2 separate regions of the Homo sapiens genome follow, and region 1 is linked to region 2. A link is a loop called in an ENCODE intact Hi-C map of the cell type or tissue named here. Cell type or tissue: breast epithelium. All regions are shown on one strand. Links, peaks and the distances in the headings refer to the core of each region. The heading gives the core; the rest is flanking DNA.

The links. Hi-C counts contacts between places; a loop is a spot of excess contacts. Peaks named below come from ENCODE experiments on the same cell type or tissue, not always from the same donor. Only the 100,000 strongest peaks of a DNase experiment are listed, where the experiment ranks them.
Region 1: a loop joins it to region 2, with 2.7 times the contacts of the local background. A loop is called at or near these places in 2 of 110 quality-filtered maps.

What each region holds. Positions count from the first base shown.
Region 1 is chr22:41,213,034-41,224,302 of GRCh38, forward strand. It overlaps L3MBTL2 (L3MBTL histone methyl-lysine binding protein 2), which reads left to right. Exons shown (of 17, transcript NM_031488.5): 3 at 860-993; 4 at 3,106-3,229; 5 at 4,090-4,169; 6 at 6,386-6,503; 7 at 7,701-7,835; 8 at 8,166-8,254; 9 at 10,987-11,218. L3MBTL2-AS1 (L3MBTL2 antisense RNA 1) reads right to left here and starts at 4,594. Exons shown (of 3, transcript NR_148200.1): 1 at 3,999-4,594; 2 at 597-1,670. RefSeq lists enhancers at 4,768-5,465, 5,466-6,162. In breast epithelium, for the core only: no CTCF peak of the experiment used is centred there; DNase peaks (open chromatin) are centred at 4,703 and 4,908; H3K4me3 peaks cover 345 bases; H3K27ac peaks cover 2,017 bases.
Region 2 is chr22:41,329,289-41,340,557 of GRCh38, forward strand. It overlaps ZC3H7B (zinc finger CCCH-type containing 7B), which reads left to right. Exons shown (of 23, transcript NM_017590.6): 6 at 735-815; 7 at 2,883-2,939; 8 at 9,025-9,067; 9 at 9,713-9,903; 10 at 10,528-10,849. Among named protein-coding and RNA genes, the nearest start is that of ZC3H7B, 33 kb to the left of the region's middle. In breast epithelium, for the core only: no CTCF peak of the experiment used is centred there; no DNase peak of the experiment used is centred there.

The sequences.
Region 1 (11,269 bases), core at 1,636-9,635, 120 kb before region 2:
GGTGAAACCCCGTCTCTACTAAAAACACAAAAAAATTAGCTGGGTGTGGTGGCAGTGCCTGTAGTCCCAGCTACTCGGGAGGCTGATGCAGGAGAATGGCGTGAACCCGGGAGGCAGAGCTTGCAGTGAGCCAAGATTGCGCCAGTGTACTACTCCAGGCTGGGTGACAGAGCAAGGCTCCGTCTCAAAAATAAATAAATAAAACACTGATCTAGTTCAGTCCCTTTACTATATAGATGAGAAAATAGAGCCACAGAGGTTAAGTGACTTTGGCACTTTTTCTTCCTATAAATTTTTTCGCTTTTTTTTGAGACAGTGTCTTACTTTGTTGCCCAGGCTAGAGGTACAGTGGTGCAGTCATGGCTCACTGCAGCCTCAGCCTCCTGGGCTCAGGCAGTTTCCCCCCGCCAAATCACACCTGGCCTTTTTTTTTTTTTTTTGGGCAACAAGGTCTTGCTATGTTGCCCAGGATGGTCTCAAATTCTTGCCCTCAAGCAATCCTCCCTCCTTGGCCTCCCAAACTGCCGGGATTACAGACAGGAGCTACCATGCCTAGTTTCTTCTCACTTTCCTCTGACAAACTTTTCAACACTCACCTGTTCCCCCAGTCGTCCTCATGGATTTCCATTAGCCCCTCTGTTGACATCTGTAGCCAAGGGAGGCCAAGCAGCAGCACTTCATTCAGGTAGATTCAGGATATACACACCAGTACCTCCCATTCCTCCTCTTATTCCATTAGCCTTTGTGGGGGCAGGGGCTCACCTGGTTAATGCAGTGCCCCAGGTTTTGAAGGGCCCATCACTTTGTTTGCTTTGAGGTGGTCATATCGGGTGAGTCATGTGCTAAGTTCTCTTCCCAGCTGTCTGTGAGATGTGTGGTATCGTGGGTACAAGGGAAGCCTTCTTCTCCAAGACCAAGAGGTTCTGCAGCGTCTCCTGCTCCAGGAGCTACTCCTCCAACTCCAAGAAAGCCAGTATCTTGGCTAGGTTACAGGTGAGAGGCAATCACTTGGATCCTTCCCGGTGCCTTTGGTGCTGAGACAGGAACCACCAAGTGACTGAAGGCCAGGGCCAGGAAAGTTTGAAAAGGTCCTTGCTTGTGGCCAGCTGGTATTTATTATGTTCTCAAACTTCAGAGGACAGTAGAATCCATTTGTGGAGCTTTTTAAATTATAGGTTCCTGAAGCTACGCTCCATTACCTACCATCATCCCCCAGAGTCTGGTGTATTCAGTACATTTTAAACAAGAACTATGGGGGAGTCTGACACCCTTGGTCTTCACCCCACACTTTTATAAATCCTTTCAAAGGAAGTTGGGAAACAGGCCCAAGGTTCACCAGCCACGGTGGCTTCAGGAAGACCATGCCTCCTCGGACTCCATGTCACAGGCAGCTACCTAGAAAGTCTTGCCAATTTTCTAAATTACTGATATTTATAGAATCTTTAGAGATGGAAAGATTCTTGGATGTGGTGTTGAACCCACACATTTATTGATAAGTATACTGAGGTCCAAGGAGGTAGAATGACATACCTAGTGTGGCTCTGTAGGAGGAGAATGGCGGAATTGAGGCTGGAACCTCATCTCAGGGGCCTCATCTTACCTTGTTTCCCAGTAGCTGGGACCAGCATCTGCAACACTGCTTCCCAAATTTGCCTGCATGTTGGGATCACCTGGAAAGTTTAAAAATTATTGATGCTGGTCGGGCACGGTGGCTCACGCCTGTAATCCCAGCACTTTGGGAGACCGAGGCGGGCGGATCACGAGGTCAGGAGATCGAGACCATCCCAGCCAACATGATGAAACCCCGTCTCTACTAAAAATACAAAAATTAGCCAGGCGTGGTGTTGTACGCCTGTAGTCCCAGTTACTCGGGAGGCTGAGGCAGGAGAATCGCTTGAACTTGGGAGGTGGAGGTTGCAGTGAGCCGAGATCGTGCCACTGCACTCCAGCCTGGGGGGAAAATATTATGTAAAATATATTGATGCTTGGGTCCTACTCCGAAAGGTTCTGATTTAACTGGGATGGTGTGTAGCCTGGACAGAGATTGGAAGAGCTCCCAGGTGATCCTAATGTGCAGCGAAGTTTGAGCACCACCGATGTTTATTAGAAATTGCTGTGTCCCAGATCCTTCTGCTTACTGCTTCATACACTGTCGCCTTTGTGAGACAATTACCATTGTTTCCCCATTTTGTAGATTTTACTTAAGGCACCGAAAGATCCCTCTCTTCCGAGAGCTAAGAATAATATTGGTAATATTAATAGCTATGGTTTGGGAGTACTTGCTAAGGGCTTGACATTCTCAGTCCAATTAACGATCTTAAAAAATTTGATTTTTAAAAAAATTCCTTTTTATAAAGGCTCAGAAATTTTAGTAACTTACTTAAAGGTATACAACTAAAAACTGTAGAACTGGGATTTGCCCTGTAGGTTTGTTTGGGACTTAAACCCAGATTTCTGCTTCACTGATCTCTTTAGTAAATTCCTGGCCTTCCTGTTCAGTACTTAAGTTACAAAATACAGACCAGATCAGTGGCCATTCCCTTTGGAAAGGGAGGACCCCCTTTGAGTACCTAATGAAAGCTGTGGGTCCTCTCCCAAACATTCGCCTATGTGGACCCTCTCCCGAACATTCGCCTATGTGGACCCTCTCCCGAACATTCGCCTATGTGGACCCTCTCCCGAACATTCGCCTATGTGGACCCTCTCCCAAACATTCGCGTATGTACAGAAGGTTGCCTCCCAGTTCATGAGCGTTTCTGGGCCCCTGTGAGGCCCATTCTTTGCTTTGGATCTATCAGTAGCGACACTGGAGGAAGGAGATGACTGAGACTTGAATCTGGGAGGACAGAAAGGCTTAAAAGATAGAACATGGGTCTCTCCCTGCTCTGCAGCACTGCCTAGCACCCCCTAGCACCCCCGACGCTTCCCCACAACCACCCCCTGAGCTCAGGATTGTTATTGTCATCACTGTTTCACACATGAAGAAACTGAAGCCCAAAAGAGGTTAAGTCACTGGCCCAAGCCCAGGACTTCAACTTGGCGGCCCAAATCCAGACTCATGATCCCAGCCGCCAGGCTACACATAGCCTCTGTCCTCCTCTCCAGGGAAAACCACCGACCAAAAAAGCCAAAGTCCTGCACAAGGCTGCCTGGTCTGCCAAAATTGGAGCCTTCCTCCACTCTCAAGGGACAGGACAGCTGGCAGATGGGACACCAACAGGACAAGACGGTAAGATAGCAGAGGGCCCTGCTTAGGAAGCTGCCGTGGCTGGGGAGGAGACTGGGTTTGGGGTGGCCTTTCCTAGGAATGAAGACTGGGCAAACCGGCCAGGTAGAAAGTGCCCTAAGTCAGGGTCACTGCGGATTGCATCTTCCTCACCTGTTGGGTATTGTGGAAATTACCCAGAAAAATGCCTTCAAACACCCTTAAATTATCAGGACTCCTACCCATGATAATTCAAAAGCCAAGAATTGGCTGTTTTTGTTTCTCTTTGCTTTTATCCTTTTGGTTTCTGTTTCCCTGGGGCAACGAAGGCCCAGATATGGTTTGAAGGCAGGTTTGGAGAGGGGTGGTGGGATAAGGAAAGGAGCCTCTCTCTGAGTGTGTAGCAATTGCTAAGCAAGTTAAATGTATGCATAAAGCAACTCTGCTATCATTGTTCTGAGTTTCTAACTGAAATTGAGCTCAGCAGGCCGGAGCTCAGTTGGAGGGGCCCTGGTGTGTGCGCACCCCCTCCCCCACATTTAGATTGGGTGTGGCCAATCAGGTTCAGGGCGGAGGGAGGAATTTAAGCCCAGGGATATTTCAGTTTTCCCCTTTGGGGGAAGAAGGGCGAGAAATTTCCCTTTGAATGTTCCTCTACTCCTGAGAGTCTTGCCACCTTTCAATTCAGTCCTCAACAGTGGTCCCTCATGGCCACTGGTGGATCAGGTATGGGAGTGAAGGAGGGTGTCGTGGGCAGCGCTGTGAGAGGGGCTGCTGGGGGTGGGGGACCTACCTCTGCAGGTCCCACAGGGCCCTTGGGGTCCAGGCTCCTGGAGTGGCTGCTGCGCAGGCTCCTAGTCTGACTCGTCCTCTCTGCTCTGCAGCTCTGGTCTTGGGCTTCGACTGGGGGAAGTTCCTGAAGGATCACAGTTACAAGGCTGCTCCCGTCAGCTGTTTCAAGCACGTGAGTGCCCTGGAGCTGAGGGAGGGAGGCCGGGGAGCCGGGCCTGGAGCTGCTCCTCCACCTGCTTCACCAGGGCGGCTTCAGGCTGGACAGTGACAGTGGGGAGGTCTGGGCAGGAGACGGATGGCGTTACCACTCGCTCCATTTCATGTTTATGTCAAAAAAATCCTCCTACAAACACTTCTATCACCTGCTTGGCTTCACTCCCGGTCTGAAGCCCTTCAGTTTATTTACATGATGGAACTTGGTGCTAGCTGATGTCGAAGGGTCTTTGCAGTCTGAAACCCTTCTCTCCTTTCTCCCCCATTTGCAGCATTTTCCCATGGAAAGCAGGGTGCTTCTGTAGCTGGCCTGGGCCCCGTGGGCCCCGAGAGGCAGATGTGGATGCTCCTGGAGCCACTTCTGTAAAAGGCTCCTCGATGCGGATCATGTAAAAGCCAGAACGAAGGGCAAGGCCCTTAGGGGCGGGGCTTGAGCGCAAGAACCGAATATCCAGCAGCTGTGACGTGTGGAGCCTGCAGGCCGGGAGAGCAGAGCCCACAACAGCACTCTTGTTTTGTCTTCACACCACGTCCCTAAGCTCCGGGAAATCCAGGAGGAGGCCTCTTTAGTCTTGAGGAAGTAGGGAGTCTTTTACCCAGAGTAAGCCACTTCCTCTCCTCCTTTCAGAACTGCCACTGAACTCTGGGGAGTGCCCTGAACAATGACAGCTGCTTCTTGACTCAGCTAACTCACTCCTCTCGTCTCTGAATGGCTAATGAAGGTGCACCTCCTTCCTGCTGGAGGGGGAGCCTCTTTTTTGCCCTGAATTCTCTAATAGTTTCAGCATTTTCATTTCCAGGGAGTTGCATCATCCTTGTGTCTAACACATATAATCCAATTTGCTTTGTAAAAAGCCTGCCCCTGCGTGCCTGGGCTAGCGCAACTGTGTCCGGGTTCTGTGATGAACTAAACTCAAGTGACCAGGGAGATGGAATGGGATACCTCAACTGGCTGAAGCCAGGGCTGAGAATAAAAAAGGTGAATTTGGCCAGGCGCAGTGGCTTACCCCTATAATCCCAGCACTTTGGGAGGCCGAGGCGGGTGGATCACCTGAGGTGAGGAGTTCGAGACCAGCCTGGCCAACATGGTGAAACCCCATCTCTACTAAAAATACAAAAATTAGCTGGAAGTGGTGGCAGGCACCTGTAATCCCAGCTACTTGGGAGGCCGAGACAGGAGAATCCCTTGAACCTGAGAGGCGGAGGTTGTAATGAGCTGAGATTGCGCCACTGCACTCCAGCCTGGGTGACGGAGCAAGACTCTAAAAAAAGTGATTCTCCCAAAGGAGAATCAAAAGTACCATTGGCAGGAAAGTGAGGATTAGGTACTGGGAAGGCAACTGAAACAGTCCAGTGCTGTCCTGGGGCACTTTATTTTATTTTATTTATTTTTTCGATATGGGAGTTTCACTCTTGTTGCCCAGAGCTGGAGTGCAATGGCACTATCTCAGCTCACAGCAGCCTCCCCCTCCCAGGTTCAAGCGATTCTCCTGCCTCAGCCTCCGGAGTAGCTGGGATTACAGGCATGTGCCACCACCACGCCCGGCTAATTTTGTATTTTTAGTAGAGACATGGATTCTCCATGTTGGTCAGGCTGGTCTCGAACTCCCAGCCTCAGGTGATCCGCCCGTCTCGGCCTCCCAAAGTGCTGGGATTACAGGCGTGAGCCACCATGCCTGGCCCCCTGGAGCATTTCAGTAGGAGGGGAGGTAGAGAGTAAACTTGCAGGTGGATGGCTGTGTGTAAACAAGGGGGTCATAATGCCCACAGCCCAGGTTTGTATGATGATTGAAGGAAAGTATATTTGTGCTAATATCAGCGCCCTGCCATTGCTCGGGCTGGCACAGGGACGAAGGGATCGAGGCTCACCAAGGCATCATGTGCCCAAAATGATACAGTAAGAAACCAGTCCTATAAAGATTTTAGGACTCGGTTCTGTCTGACTCTGGGTCTCTAGCCATCACCCTGCATCCCACCACCTCCACCTCTACTCCCGGCTTAGCTCTTCAAGGACAGGAGACCTCATCTCTTTATCTCTAGTAGCTGGTTCTGCACACAGTGGGTGATGTGAAAAGTTGAGGTGCAAACGAGGACTTGACTGAGGCCGTGAGGCAGTCTGTCTCCCCTGCTAGCACAGTTAGCTCACTCTCTCGGTACACTCTCATCGCCACACAGGTCCCACTCTATGACCAGTGGGAGGATGTGATGAAAGGGATGAAGGTGGAGGTGCTCAACAGTGATGCTGTGCTCCCCAGCCGGGTGTACTGGATCGCCTCTGTCATCCAGACAGCAGGTGAGTGTTTGGCCAGGGCAGGGCCAGGGATGTGTCTGCAGAGTGACATCTCTAGATGGGTGAACAGTGTTGTAGGCAGGAGTTGGCTTCATAAAACAAAAATCCCACCCACTGGAATTTTTGCCCCACTTCTAAGGATTCTTTTACCGGAGAAGGGAACACAGAGCTTGGCAGGCTTGGAAACCCCAAATTTTTTTGTTTGTTTTTGTTATTTTGTTTTTTTTAGATGGTGTCTTGCTCTGTCACCCAGGCTGGAGTACGGTGGCACGATCTCGGCTCACTGCAACCTCCACCTCCTGGGTTCAAGCGATTCTCCTGCCTCAGCCTCCCGAATAGCTGGGACTACAGGCCACCTGGCCACCACACACGGCTAATGTTTGTATTTTTAGTAGAGACGGGGTTTCACTATCTTGGCCAGGCTGGTCTCAAACTCCTGACCTCAGGTGATCCTCTGCATCCCAAAGTGCTGGGATTATAGGCGTGAGCCACCGTGCCTGGCTGGAAACCCCAATTTTTAAAGTTTGTTCCAGGGCCAGGTTTCGTGGCTCACACCTCTAATCCCAGCACTTTGGAGGCAGAGGCAGGAGGATTGTTTGAGCTCAGGAGTTCGAGACCAGACGGGGCAATATAGTGAGATACTGTCTCTATAAAAAATGAAAAAATTTAAAAAGTAAAATTCATTCCAAGGATGATCAGGTTATAGAGAATTAACTCTCAGCACCATTCCATAATGCTTTCCGAACTAGGAGCATGAATTTGTTTGGCTAGGACTGTTGTGGACAACAGGAATCCACTTGCCTGGAAGTATAGGTGCCAGAAGTCCAGCTTAGGCTAGAGAAAAGAGAAGGCTTAAGAACATACCTTCCCCAAGCTAGGCCCGGTGGCTCACGCCTGTAATCCCAGCACTTTGGGAGGCCGAGGAGGGCAGATCACGAGGTCGGGAGATCGAGACCATCCTGGCTAACACGGTGAAACCCCGTCTCTATTTAAAATACAAAAAAAAATCAGCCGGGCGTGGTGGCAGGCGCCTGTAGTTCCAGCTACTCTGGAGGTGGAGCTTGCAGTGAGCTGAGATGGCGCCACTGCACTCCAGCCTGGGCGACAGAGCAAGACTTCGTCTCAGAAAAAAAAAAAAAAAACAGAACATACCTTCCCCAGCTCACCCTCCCTCACAGGTGCCCTTTCCTTTCCTTTCAGGGTATCGGGTGCTGCTTCGGTATGAAGGCTTTGAAAATGACGCCAGCCATGACTTCTGGTGCAACCTGGGAACAGTGGATGTCCACCCCATTGGCTGGTGTGCCATCAACAGCAAGATCCTAGTGCCCCCACGGAGTGAGTTGATGAGAACATTTCCTCTCTTGTTCCCGTAGGGCCCCTGGTAGAGGGAGAGTCCTCTGCTTGTGTTAGGTAGAATGGGAGTCCTCTGTCTTGTTAGAACAGAATCCACTTGCCCCCTGGCTTCCTGCCCTCCCCATCCCAGAGGCCTGGGGGCAGATCCACGTGTGGAATCTGATGTTCTCAGATGAAGTCATTGCTGGCCTGAAGAGGCAGCTATTTTCAGTCCCCACTGCTGAGGGGTCCCCACTCTGGGTCGGCGCTAGCGCCCCTGTCAGTGGAGGTTTGTCAGTCTGTGTAACCAGGATTCTGCTGGTGCCTCCACAGCCATCCATGCCAAGTTCACCGACTGGAAGGGCTACCTCATGAAACGGCTGGTGGGCTCCAGGACGCTTCCCGTGGATTTCCACATCAAGGTCGGCAGTGAGCCCTTAACTGATGTGCCTCCTTCCGCTCTTCCATTTTTCTGCATCCTGCATGCCACTCACTGGAGCATGTTACCTAAGACCCCTTGCCTGATGATCTTCAGCAGCTCCACATTTTGCAAGGCTAGAGACAAATGCTGCTGCTACGTGGTTGCCATCTGCCTTTCTAGCCTGGCGTCGGCCACTGCCCCACCCAGACTCTGCTCCTACTGCTCCAGTCATGCTGCTTTGTCTGCCTTTTGCTCTTCCGGAACCTTACCTTTGCTCATAGAATTTTTCAGAAGTGTTCACTCAATAGATTTTATTAACATACTTTTTTGTTTTTTGGGAGACGGAGTCTCGCTCTGTCCCCCAGGCTGGAGTGCAGTGGCGCGATCTCGGCTCCCTGCAAGCTCTGACTCCTGGGTTCACGCCATTCTCCTGCCTCAGCCTCCCAAGTAGCTGGGACTACAGGCGCCCACCACGCCCAGCTCATTTTTTTGTATTTTTAGTGAGATGGAGTTTCACCGTGGTAGCCAGGATGGTCTCAATCTCCTGACCTCGTGATCCATCTGCCTCGGCCTCCCAAAGTGCTGGGATTACAGGCATGAGCCACCGCGCCCAGCCTTTTTTTTCTTTTTGAGATAGAGTCTCGCTCTGTTGCCCAGGCTGGAGTGCAGTGGCATAATCTTGGCTCATTGCAACCTCCGCTTCCTGGGTTCAAGCAATTCTTCTGCCTCAGCCTCCCGAGTAGTTGGGATTACAGGTGCGCACACACCACCATACTTGGCTAATTTTTGTATTTTTAGTAGAGATGGGGTTTCACCATATTGGCCAGGCTGGTCTCGAACTCCTGACCTCAAGTGATCCACCTGCCTCGGCCTCCCAAAGTGCTGGGATTATAGGCATGAGCCACCATGCCCAGCCTTACATACTTGTTTACAAGGCACTGTGGGAATACAAAGAATACAGACCCTGCCATCCAGAAATCTCTAGTCTGGCAGAGGAAACAAAAGCCATGCACACAAGTAATTGTAATATAGCCTCGGTTCTGAGCCAGGGATGTGCCTGGCACAGCACAGGGTAAAGCCCAGTCTGGGGCGCCTCTGGGCTGTCTGATTCTGTCTGGTGTAGGACTCCTGTGTGGCACAGAATCATCTTTGTGGCATTTAATTTTAAGAAATGATTTAGTAAAAATTAAAAAGTCACATATATACATGGTAAAAGTGACTCATACCTGTCTCAGTGTCTCAGCACTTTGGGAGGCCAAGGCAAGAGGATCACTTGAGGCCAGGAGTCTGAAACCAGCTTGGGCAACACTGTGAGACTTCGTCTCTTGAAAAAAAAAAAAAACATTAGCTAGGCACGGCACAGTGGCTTACTCCTGTAATCCCAGCACTTTGGGAGGCCGAGGTCAGAAGATCACCTGAGGGCAGGAGTTCCAGACTAGCCTGGCCAACATGATGAAACCCTGTCTTTACTAGAAATACAAAAATTAGCTGGGTGTGGTGGCATGCGCCTGTAATCCCAGCTAACTCAGGAGGCTGAGGTGAGAGAATCGCTTGAAACCGGGAGGCCGAAGTTGCAGTGAGCTGAGATCGTGCCACTGCACTTCAGTCTGGGCCACAGAGCGAGGAGACTCCATTTCAAAAAAAAAAACAAAAACTAACAAAAATGGCGTTGGATTGTGGGCTGCACTGTGTTGGCTGTAGATGAAGAGAACATGGCAGGGAAGGCAGCCCAGAGGGGCCCCGAGCCAGGCCTTACCCTGTGTTTTCTCTCACTCTCCTGAGTGAGCTGCTGGGATACCGGATGTGGGACAGGCAATTGGTGTCAGGACGTATCCCAAGCCCTTGAGCTGGGCCAGAGGGTCTGTCTGGTTTAGGACCCCTGTGTCAGCTTTGCCTGTTGGCTGCTTTGTGACCTCTGAGACGCTTTCCTTCCTGGTGTGTTTGGAAATAGCACTGCTTAGTCTAGTCTAGGCTGGTTCTTCCTGACCCAGCAGTGCCCTGGGGCTGGAAAAGCCCTACACCCTACCTGTTCCCTGCCCCAGGCAGGACAGCACTGAAGTCACAGTGAACAAAAAGAACCTCCTCCTCTGTACCCCAGCACCATGGCTCTCTGTAGAGCAGCTCGAGGGCATCTTGGTCACCATCCCTCATTAGGTCAGTTGCTACCAAGGCACTGTGAAAGCACTGCAGAGCTGCAGCCCATCAGGGTCAGAAAGGGACACAGGAAGACTCAGTTCTCTGGACATGAGTCTTGTATGTGCCACAGGCAGAGGGCTGGGAGGGGGCGGGGAGGGCAGGATGCCTGGGGATCAGAGTGCAGAGCCCATGAGGAGCACAGGCTGCACACCAGCTTCCAGGCCCAGCTCTGGCACAAATGAGTCTGTGTAATTCTGGGCAGGCGTGACCTCTGGGTCACTTTTCCTTAGTCTAAAGTGCGTTTTGTGATTTGCATCAACTCATTGGCGTTTTGGTGGCAAGAAGTGGCATGCCCACTGCAAGCCGTGTGCCTTCCCTCTGTGTCCTCCTAGGGAGAGCTGTTGCCTCCCTCTGTGTCCTCCTAGGGAGTCAGGGCCAAGGTGAGCCTGGCAGCGCAGGCAGTCTCATCTGCCACCTCCCGACTGACTGAGTGTGGGGGATAACACCACACCTTCCCTGTCCTCCACTCACCAGAGCAGGAGGGTGGGTGGGAAGAGCCCTGAGCCATAGCAGGCCTGTGTTCTGACGTCGTTTCAGATGGTGGAGAGCATGAAGTACCCCTTTAGGCAGGGCATGCGGCTGGAAGTGGTGGACAAGTCCCAGGTGTCACGCACTCGCATGGCTGTGGTGGACACAGTAATCGGGGGTCGCCTACGGCTCCTCTACGAGGATGGTGACAGTGACGACGACTTCTGGTGCCACATGTGGAGCCCCCTGATCCACCCAGTGGGTTGGTCACGACGTGTGGGCCACGGCATCAAGATGTCAGGTTAGCAGAGCCCCAGGCCAGAGGGACTGCATGCTGTGCTTCCCCAGGGAC
Region 2 (11,269 bases), core at 2,008-10,007:
TGCTCTGTCGTCCAGGCTGGAGTGCAGCGGCGCAGTCTTGGCTCACTGCAACCACTGCCTCCTGAGTTCAAGCGATTCTCCTGCCTCAGCCTCCCAGGTAGCTGGGATTACAGGCACCCACCACCATGCCCGGCTAATTTTTCTATTTTTGGTAGAGATGGGGTTTCACCATGTTGGCCAGGCTGGTCTTGAACTCCTGACCTCAGGTGATCCGCCCACCTCTGCCTCCCAAAGTGCTGGGATTACAGGCATGAGCCACTGTGCCCAGCCAGAAGTAAGCATTCTTTATAGGTCTGCATGCATGCATTCCTAGAAAAGAGCCCTAAGGAAACACATCAGCCCAGCAGAGTGTGATTCCCTCCTGGAGAAGCCTAGGGTGAAGGGGGAGATCCAGGGAGCACTTGCTGTCCCTGTAACATTCTTCCCTTCTACAGTGACATTGTCACTTTTGCTGAATTTTAGAAATAAAAAGATTATATTAAAATAAAAACAAAATGATTCATTTTCCATCCCCAAATAAAAGGAAAAACAGAAGCATGGGATGGTGGTCCTGGTGCCACCACTCACTAGCTGTGTGACTTGGACAAGCCAGGGACACCTCCTGGGGCCTCACTTTCTCATCTATAACATGGGGTGACTATGACCTCCCTCCGTAGGGCTGCACAGGTGTCCAGGAGCACAGCTTTGTGAGCCCGGGCAGACTGACCCACCGCCCTGTGTCTTGTCCTCTGCAGGATGAAAGCGTGACTCAGCTTGGTCAGGAGCTGGCCCAGAAACTGGGGCTGCGAGTTCGCAAGGCGTATAAGAGGCCCCAGGTAGGTGGGTTCGGGACCCTGGGAGGGTCGGTGTGGACGTGAGGAGGTCTGAAGGGAGGGACCAGGCTCCGTGGGGAAGGTGGGTGAGGGTGGCCAGGGCTGGGTTAGGACAGAGGGGAGTGACAGCAGGTGATCTTCCTTGTCTGTTGGCTGAAAGCCCTGGAACCTTTCGGAAAAGGAGAGAGCAGCCACCGCTTCTAGCTCACTTTAGACTCCAACTGTTGAAAACCACTCCCTCCCCTGTGCTGGCTGACTTTAGTCACCTGGAGGTGGCCTGAGTTGACACTGGCGTCCTTCAGCATTATGTTCTCAACACCCATATGGTGCAAATTTGAAGTGTTGGTATCTGTTTGGCTGGTTCAGTTCCACATAGATTCATTTGGTACCTGCCGAGGGCCAGGAGGCTGCACAAGGGAAACTCGTGACTCGAGTCTCTGCTGTGACCTTGAGCAAGTTAGTTCATCTCTTTCCACCTTGGTTTCCTCATCTGGACGATGGAGATAATTTATGCCCACCCCAGAGGGCTCATGGGAGGATTAAAAAGAGAGAATGGATGGGCTGGACGCAGTGCCTCATGCCTGTAATCCCAGCACGTTGGGAGGCCAAGGCGGGCAGATCACCTGAGGTCAGGAGTTTGAGACCAGCCTGATCAACATGTAGAAACCCCATCTCTACTAAAAATACAAAAATTAGCTTGGGGTGGTGGCACATGCCTGTAATCCCAGCTACTCGGGAGGCTGAGGCAGGAGAATCACTTTTTTTTTTTTTTTTTTTTGAGACGGACTCTCGCTCTGTCACCCAGGCTGTAGTGCTGGAGTGCAGTGGCGCGATCTCAGCTCACTGCAAGCTCCGCCTCCCGGGTTCACGCCATTCTTCTGCCTCGGCCTCTCCGAGTAGCTGGGATTACAGGCGCCCGCCACCACGCCCGGCTAATTTTTTATATTTTTAGTAGAGATGGGGTTTCACCGTGGTCTCGATCTCCTGACCTCGTGATCCGCCCGCCTCAGCCTCCCAAAGTGCTGGGATTACAAGCGTGAGCCACCGCGCCCAGCTGAGAATCACTTGAACCCGGGAGGCGGAGGTTGCGGTGAGCCAAGATCGCACCATTGCACTCCAGCCTGGGCAACGAGCGAAACTCTGTCTCAAAAAAAATAAATAAATAAAAGGCCGGGCGCGGTGGCTCATGCCTGTAATCCCAGCACTTTGGGAGGCCGCGGTGGGAGGATCACGAGGTCAGGAGATCGAGACCAGACCATCCTGGCTAACGCAGTGAAAGCCTGTCTCTACTAAAAATACGAAAAAATTAGCGGGGGTGGTAGCGAGCGCCTGTAGTCCCAGCTACTCTGAAGGCTGAGGCAGGAGAATGGTGTGAACCCAGGAGGCGGGACTTGCAGTGAGCAGAGATCGTGCCACTGCACTCCAGCCTGGGCAACAGAGCGAGACTCTGCCTCAAAAAAAAAAAAAAAAAAAAAGAGAGAGCAAATGGGCCGGGTGCAGTGGTTCATGCCTATAATCGTAGTACTTTGGGAGGCCGAGGTGGGCAGGTTGCTTGAGCTCAGGAGTTCAAGACCAGCCTGGGCAACATGGCGAAACCGTATCTCTACAAAAAGTACAAAAATTAGCCTGGTGTGGTGGTGCATGCCTGTAGTCTCAGCTACTTGGGAGGCTGAGGTGGGAGGATCACATGAACCCCAGAGGTCAAGGCTGCAGAGAGCCGAGATTGCATCCAGCCTAGGGGACAAAGTGAGACTCTGTCTCAGAAAAAATTTAAAAATTAACAAATAAAAAAATAGAATGTTTGAGATGGTGCCTAGCATGGTGCCTGACACACAGTAGAGGTGTGCAGGGAGGTCCTCTGCCCAGGTCAAGGTTGGAAGAAGAAAACCCCAGAATCTGACCCAGAGAGACAGAGCAGTTGATTTCCGGCAGGCCTGGGGACAGGGACTCTCGGGGGCGCTGCAGACCCCAGCTGCTTGTGTCAGGGCCTCTTTGCTGCCCCAGCTAAGGGGACCTTGAGCATCTTTTCAGAATCTTTACCTCTGCCCACCTCTCTCCAATCTCTGGCAGGAATTGGAAACCTTTTCTCTGCTCAGTAACGGCACTGCGGCTGGCGTGGCAGATCAGGTAGGATCGGGGCTGAACCAACCTGTCTCAGTTTATCCATTATGAGAGGTTTGGATTCACTCTCTCCGGGTATAAATGACCTCAGGCAGTGGGTCCAGGGGCCTCCGCCTCCCTAGGAGGTACCTCCCGTGTCCACGGGGGCAGGATGTGGGGACAGGCCATGGCTGCTGTTGGCAGGGAGTGGTCATTGCCGGGGAGCCGCCGGGGGCAGCCTCACTCTTGAACCCTGGCCAGGACACAGTCTGGGCAGCCTGGTCCCACACGCCTTCCTTCTGCCTCCTGCCCCACATTTCCTGCTGTGTTGCCTTTTTTCTCACCAGCCTTTCTGCAGGTTCAGGCCCCTGGGCCTCAAATGTCTTCCTCTTCCCCACCCTGCCTTTCTCTGTCTTTTCGCTTTTCAAAGCCCAGCTCAAGGGCATGCCCCTGCCGAAACCCATCCTGCTCTCCCTGGCTCAGTGACTCTGCTTGGGAGGGGCAGCCGAGACTGAGGACTCTGACAAGGAAGAGCCCAACTGGGCCCTGCAGCCTTGGGCAGGTCCTTCAGTTTCTGCATTCTGAAATGCGGACCATCCCTCAACGGGAACAAGGGAGGAAAGTGCTTGATAACCTGGCACACACGACCCAGCAGGAAATGCAGTGGGCAGTCACTGTGGATAGCTGCTGTGCTGTCCTGAGTTGGGGACTCCTCCCAAGGGCCAAGACACTTGTGCACCCCAGTCAGGCCTGGCTCATCCCAGGGGGGTGAGGCAGGGCCTGGCACACGACTGAGACCCCTGCCCGCTGCTCAGGTAGACTTTGAGGCTTTCTGGAAAGTGAGAGATGGGCTATAAGAGCACTGATGGAGCCTGGGGTCCTGCCACCTTGTACATTAAGGGAAACTGAGGCACAGAGTGGGGAGGGGACGGGGCCAGTGTCACACAGCGAGGCAGCAGCAGGCCTCCCTCCTCCAGAGCTTTGCAGCACTTTCTTTCATTCATTCCATAAGGAGGCCCACAAAACACTCTCGGCCCTGGGCCTGAGAGAGCTGCGTCCTTGCCCTCAGGGACCTCCCAGCCTGCAAAGTAGGCAGTTGATGATCTGCCTTTGTAGCACTCATGGTTTATAATCAGAAATTATAGGTCAGGCATGGTGGCTCATGCCTGTAATCCCAGCAATTTGGGAGGCCGAGGTGGGTGATCACTTAATTTCGGGAGTTAAAGACCAGCCTGGCCAACATAATGAAACCCCATCCCTGCCAAAAATACAAAAATTAGCCGGGCATGGTGGCATGTGCCTGTAGTTCCAGCTACTTGGGAGGCTGAGGCAGGAGAATCACTTGAACCCAGGAGGCACAGTTTGCAGTGAGCCGAGATCGCGCCATTACACTCCAGCCTGAGAGACAGAATGAGACTCCATCTGAAAAATAAAAGAAATTATTAGGCCTGGCACATACCAGGTGCTCCAACGAGAAAACATTAAATGAATGAAAGGTGATTTGTCTAAGTTTACCCAGTATGGGCCAAGCACTGAGCTTGGGGTTGGGTATGTGATAAACAAAACAAATCTGTTTCCTGCCCTCAAAGAGCTCACAGTCTAGGATGGACATTAGGACATTAGGCAGATCATTTCTGGTTTCAAACTGTGATGAGGGCTGTGAAGGCAGAGTATGGGGAGACCTGGGCCATTGAGACTGGGAGCCCTGATTTAGACAGGATTCAGTGACATTTAAGCTGAGACCGGAAGGTTGAAGAGTTAGGGGCAGGGTGTGCAGGTGAAACAGCATTCCAGACCAGGTGGAAGGTATGTGCAAAGGCCCTGAGGCCTGGAGGAGCTCAGAGTGTGGGAGGAACCAACACCAAGGCAGAGCTGGGGGTCCTGGAACAGGAGATAGAAGCCAGACCGCTTGACCCCTGATAAGAAGCTCAGTCTTAGCATTGGGAAGGCATTGAGGGGAGGCAGCATTAATTCTATTCATTTATTCGGAAGGTATTTATTGAGCACTGCTTTGTACCCAGTGTCAGTTCAGACACTGGGAATAGAGCACCAAGGTAGCGTCTCATCACAGCAAGTGGAGCTGGGCTGGGCAGGCACAGCAGATGCTCAAAAAATATTTGTTGAATGATTGAATGACTGCGGCCAGGGGGCCACAGCAAATATGGGCTGAATGCCCAGCTCTCCAGGGCCAAGGCCGCAAAGCCTTGCTTAGTCTGCAGCCAGATGACCACAGATGGTGCCATACCTGGCACCAGGCCCCCCCCAGTCCCTGCCAGGCTGTTCACCCATCCCTGCAATCTTGCTGGGCTCCTCCTGCACATTCATAGAGGTCAGGAGGGCATGGTTAGGGAGGGCTCTAAGAAGCCCACAGTGGAGAGGACCAGTTCAGACCCTGCCTCATGAACTCAGTTTGCCCAACATGGTACAGCACACATGTGAGCACACACATGTGCACATGCACAAACGGAGTGCCCTAGGACACATGAGGGCAGGGTGGTGTCCCAGCCAGAGCCCCTGGCCTTCCGTGAGTTGTGCACAGACACAAGTAAATGCAGGCTGCAGGGGTCCCTGTAGGTTCTCCACCATGAGCACCATATTCATTCAGCCGGCTGGTCATTTCACATGTGCACCTGGAAGTGGGGATGGACCAGGCTGTGCCCACAGGGAGCTTCTTATGACCTAGGAGCCAGGCAGAGGCCCTGCAAGACAGTGTCTGTGCAAGAGCTGTCCCTGGCATCGTGGGGAACAAGATGCAAGGAGGGCTGTGAGTTCCAGGAACAGAGAGCCCAAGGCAGCCTTGGTTGGAAAGGGCTTCAGCGAGCCAGGGAAGCAAGACTAAGAGGAAGGGAGAGCTGGAGAGGGGGAAATGGCACTCATGACCAGGAGCACAGCCTGCACAAAGGCTAAGCAGCAAAAGAGACAGACACCCCAGATCACAAGACCAGTTCCTCCTATGGGGCTCGGAATAGCCTGGGCTCTGCAGTGGAACGTGCTTTGGATCAGATCCTGAGCACGCTCCTTATCTACGCAGGCCACTCCACCCCTCAGAGCCTTGGCTTCCTTCTCTTTTGCAGGGGTCCGGTACCTGCCATTTTGTGGGGGTTATAGAATTACAATGGGTCAATGTGAAAGCTCCCAGCAGGGCGTCTGCAGAAGAGATAGAGCTCCATAGACCTTTGTTGCCAAACAGATGTCACCAGAAGGAGTGCCATGCAGAAGGGCAGGAACAGTGAGCCTGGCAGGCTGGGGTGATGGCATGGGCAGGAGGGCTGAGAAGGTGACTTTGTCCTGCGTGGCCTGGGAGCCATGGGCAGGATCTAGCAGGGAGAATCACCGCTTTCCCTAGAGATGTTCATCTGGTACCTCTCTTTCCCTCAAAGACTTTATGTACTTACCATGAGGATAGCAGCTCTGTGATCCAGCGTGGCGGCCTTGGTTTGGCAGCCAATCTATGGTGGGCAGACACTCCGGAGACTGAAGTGCACACATTTGCCATGTGCTCTATGGCAGGCTCAGGTGTGGGAAGGAGGTGCAGGGTGTTGGTGCAGGTATGGATGGGGGAGTGTACAGTTCCAGGGGACAGAGTCAGGACAGGCTCTTGGGTCAGACAGCCCTGCTCTGATCTGTGCATAGCAGCTTTCTGGGCTGACATTTCCATGCCGTGGGATGATACCTCGCAGGGCGCCTGGACCGAGGGCTAAACCCCACAGTGGGTGTGAGATGCTGGCCTGGGCTGGCGTGAGGCAGGATGCTGGATGAGTCTAGCTGCTGGTCCTGTGGCTGCTGGTCCTGGGAAAGGAAGGCTAGTGGTGGAGTCTGGTCCTCCATCCGGCTCTCCGTGGGGACACAGAAAGGGTGGGGCCACCCAGGGCCTCACCAGGGAAGCAGGACTTGAGCTGGACTGTGAAGGACTCAGAGAAAAAGGGGAGGGTGTTCAGGACAGGGAAGGATGCACCACAGCCTGGAGGTTGGAGTGTGGGAACTGTTGAACGAAACAGCAGCTCTCCCAGCCCAACTTCCAGAAACTGTGCATCTAATCAACACAGGCCGGGCACGGTGGCTCACGCCAGTAATCCCAGCACATTGGGAGGCCAAGGCGGGTGGATCATTTGAAGTCAGGAGTTTGAGATCAACCTGGCTAACATGGTGAAACCCCATCTCTACTAAAAAATTCAAAAATTAGCTGGGCGCGGTGGCTCACACCTATAATCCCAGCACTCTGGGAGGCCGAGGCGGGTGGATCACGAGGTCAGGATATCGAGACCATCCTGGCTAACACGGTGAAACCCCATCTCTACTAAAAATACAAAAAATTAGCCAGGCGTGGTGGCGGGTGCCTGTAGTCCCAGCTAGTCTGGAGGCTGAGGCAGGAGAATGGCATGAACCCAGGAGGCGGAGCTTACAGTGAGCTGAGATCGTGCCACTGCACTCCAGCCTGGGCTACAGAGTGAGACTCCATCTCAAAGAAAAAAAATATATATATATATTCAAAAATTAGCTGGGCATGGTGGCATGCTTCTGTAATCCCAGCTACTCAGGAGGCCGAGATTAGAGAATCACTTGAATGTGGGAGTCGGAGGTTGTAGTGAGCTGAGATCACACCATTGCACTGCAGCCTGGGTGACCAAACGAGACTCCATCTCAAAAAAAAAAAGTTGGGTGTGGTGGCTCAGGCCTGTAATCCCAGCACTTTGGGCGGTTGAGGGAGGTGGATCACCTAAGGTCCGGAATTCAAGACCAGCCTGACCAACATGGAGAAACCCCATCTCTACTAAAAATACAAAAATTAGCCAGGCATGGTGGCGCATGCCTGTAATCCCAGCTACTTGGGAGGCTGAGGCAGGAGAATCGCTTGAACCTGGGAGGCAGAGGTTTCGGTAAGCCAAGATCGCACCATTGCACTCCAGCCTGGGCAACAAGAGCAAATCTCCATCTCAAAAAAGAATAAATAAAAATACAAAATAAAAATACAAAAAAGTTAGTCAGGCGTGGTGACGGGTGCCTGTAATTCCAGCTACTCGGGAGGCTGAGGCAGGAGAATTGCTTGAACCCGGGAGGTAGAGGTTGCAGTGAGCCAAGATCATGCCACTGCACTCCAGCTTAGGGAACAGAGTGAGACTCTGTCTCAAAAAAAAAAAACAAACCCAAAACACAAAGCACTTCCTGTGTGCCAGGCCCCGTTCTAAGCACTTCACACATAGCAAGTCATTTCATCCTGATAGCCTTCCCCAGCGGTGAGTGAAGCAGGCCCAGAGTGGATGGGGAACTTTGCCCAGGTTGTACAGCCTGCTCAGGCCCAGCTTTCCTCCAGCAGGAAGGCAGTGGGATCCCACCTGGGTTTATGCCCTTCTCTGCTTCCTGGGGGGCCTGGGGCTACCGTGGGAGAGGAGAGCCTGGGGACTCAGGGAGGGGGCACTTTTGTCTTTGAACTGCAGGCCATCTGTGGTGCTGTGGGGGGAGGCTTGCTAAGACCCTTGCCACCTTCACCGGGGTGAGGACCCTGCCCTGTGGTGGGTGGAACCAAGACTCAGAGGTTCTCTCCCTGCCCTCAACCACCCCTCCCTAGAGGGACAGCTGTGGGGATCCACTGAGCCCATGCCCCCACCTGCTGGCCCATCCAGCCCCTTGCTGGGCACCACAGGGGTGAGGACCCAGCACGTGTGAGGGCTTTTTTTTTTTTTTTTTGAGGTAGAGTCTCGCTCTGTTGCCCAGGCTGGAGTATAGTGGCATGATCTCGGCTCACTGCAACATCCACCTCCTGGGTTCAAACCATTCTCCTGCCTCAGCCTCCCAAGTAGCTGGGGTTACAGGCTCCTGCCACCATGCCCGACTAATTTTTGTATTTTTAGTAGAGATGAGGTTTCACCATGTTGGCCATGCTGGTCTTGAATTTCTGACCTCAGGTGATCCACCCACCTCAGCCTCCCCAAGTGCTGGGATTATAGGCATAAGCCACCACGCCTGGCCGCATGTGAGGGCTTTAATCTCCCCTGGCACTCTAAGTGCTCCTCGGTGCTGGGTCAACAGCATAGTCACGTGGGGAGGGGCTGGTGCTGGGTGCTGGGATCGGGGCCTTCCCAGCCACAGCGCCACTGTGGCCCTCTCCCCACAGGGAACTTCTAATGGATTGGGGTCCATAGATGACATCGAAACAGGTAATGTCCCCGATACGAGGGAACAAGTGGAAATTGGGGCCCCGAGAGGTCAGGGGAGTCGAGCCCCCTCCCCATCCCAGCCCTGTAGATGGGAGGGCCTCCGAGGGGTTCCCCACCCTGGTACTCCCTGAGGCATGGGAGAAAACAGTGGGTTGAGAGCTACAGACCCACTCAAGGAGGGGAGGGCATCTCTAGTCTGGCAGAGAGGGGTGCTGCCTCTTAGCTAGGTGCAACAGTCCCATGGCCTTCACTCCTGGCTGCCTGCACACCCCCACCTCTTCCAAAGCCCTTTCCCCTCCTCTTCCTCATTGGCTTCCAGAAAAGGTTGCCTTTTAAGAGTGTCCCCTGGAGAGGGCATTGCTTACCCCAGAAGAAGGAGGCAGCAGTGGTGGACATTTAGGCATTGAGCCTGGGCCAAGGATTGACATCATAGGACTGAGGGCCCCTCCCTGCTCTGGGGCTGTGGCCTTCCTTGACCACCCCCTGAGCATCTGCCAGTGGGATCAGCCGATGGGGAAGGCAGGGCTCCTGGCAAGAGCTGAAAGAAGAAGGGAAAGTGTTGGATGAGCATCACGGGGCCCGGGACGCCTCCTCCACCCTCACCAAGCAGTGCTCCCCTTCGGCTCTTGCCCACCCCATCCGCAGACTGCTACGTGGACCCTCGAGGCTCCCCAGCCCTTCTCCCCTCCACGCCCACGATGCCCCTGTTCCCTCACGTTCTGGACCTGCTGGCCCCCCTGGACAGCAGCAGGACCCTCCCCAGCACCGACAGCCTGGATGACTTCTCAGACGGGGATGTCTTTGGCCCAGAGCTGGACACCCTCCTGGACTCGCTGGTGAGCCACACCACCCTCCTTGTGCTCCCCTGATCCCCTCTCCCCGCTGTGTCCCCATTGTCCCAGGGGTGGAGGGAAGGCCCCAATGCTCATGTCATGTGTCTCAGGAGGAGGCCTCAGTAGGGACTTGTTTGGTACAGAAATGAAGCTGCACACTGGGCACGGTGGCTCACGCCTGTAATCCCAATACTTTGGGAGGCCAAGGCAGCGGATTACTTGAGGTCAGGAATTCGAGACCAGCCTGGCCAACGTGGTGAAACCCCCTCTCTACTAAAAATACAAAAATTAGCCGGGCATGGTGGCACATGCCTGTGGTCTCAGCTCCTCAGGAGGCTGAGGCCGGAGAATCGCTTGAACCCGGGAGGCGGAGGTTGCAGTGAGCCGAGATCACACCACTGCACTCCAGCCTGGGCAGTGGAGCAAGACTCCGTCTCAAAAAAAAAAAAAGAAATGAAGCTGCACAATGTCTGGCCAGAAGGGACCATAGTGAGCCCTGCTCCCACATGGGACAGGATGAAGCCAGGCGACAGGGTGCAGGTCTCCTTGCTTCCCCAAGTCCTGATGCTGCCCAGGCCTGGGCAGTCCTGTTTTCCTCTGACCCCTCCCTCTGTCCCTGCCTCATAGTCTCTGGTCCAGGGTGGCCTGTCTGGCAGCGGCGTGCCTAGTGAGTTGCCCCAGCTGATACCCGTGTTCCCCGGCGGGACCCCACTGCTACCACCTGTGGTGGGTGGCTCCATCCCTGTCTCCAGCCCACTGCCCCCCGCCTCCTTCGGCTTGGTCATGGACCCCTCCAAGAAGCTGGCCGCCTCTGTGCTGGATGCCCTCGATCCCCCGGGCCCCACGCTGGACCCCCTGGACCTGCTGCCGTACTCGGAGACCCGGCTGGATGCACTCGACAGCTTTGGGTCGACACGAGGCTCCCTGGACAAACCTGACTCCTTCATGGGTAAGGCCATGGGTGGGCCCGTTCAACCTCCCTGGACAGGTTGCACAGTGCTGTGGCCTCTTTGGTGCCTGGAGAGTGGAGTTGAGTTACAGATCTGTTTGTCCCCATCACTCCTTAGCAATCCCAGGCCATGTCTGTGTGTTGCCGTCTCTGCAGTGCTCAGCACAGTGTGGGGCTGGGCCTGAGGGGTGGGTGTCTTGTTCAAGATCAAGCAGAGGAGAGCTGCGACAGTCCAGGCCTCTAGACTCCCAGTCTGGTGCTCCCTGCCCAGCCTCCCGGGACCCTGGGTCACCAGGCTGGTGAGATCCCATGGGATGATCCTGAGGCTGGGGGCGGAGCACAAGGTCATGGCCTCCCACTGCACCACTCTGGGCTGGGTGCCAGGGACCCAGGGAGGAAGCCGTCTTGTCTGGGCGCTGG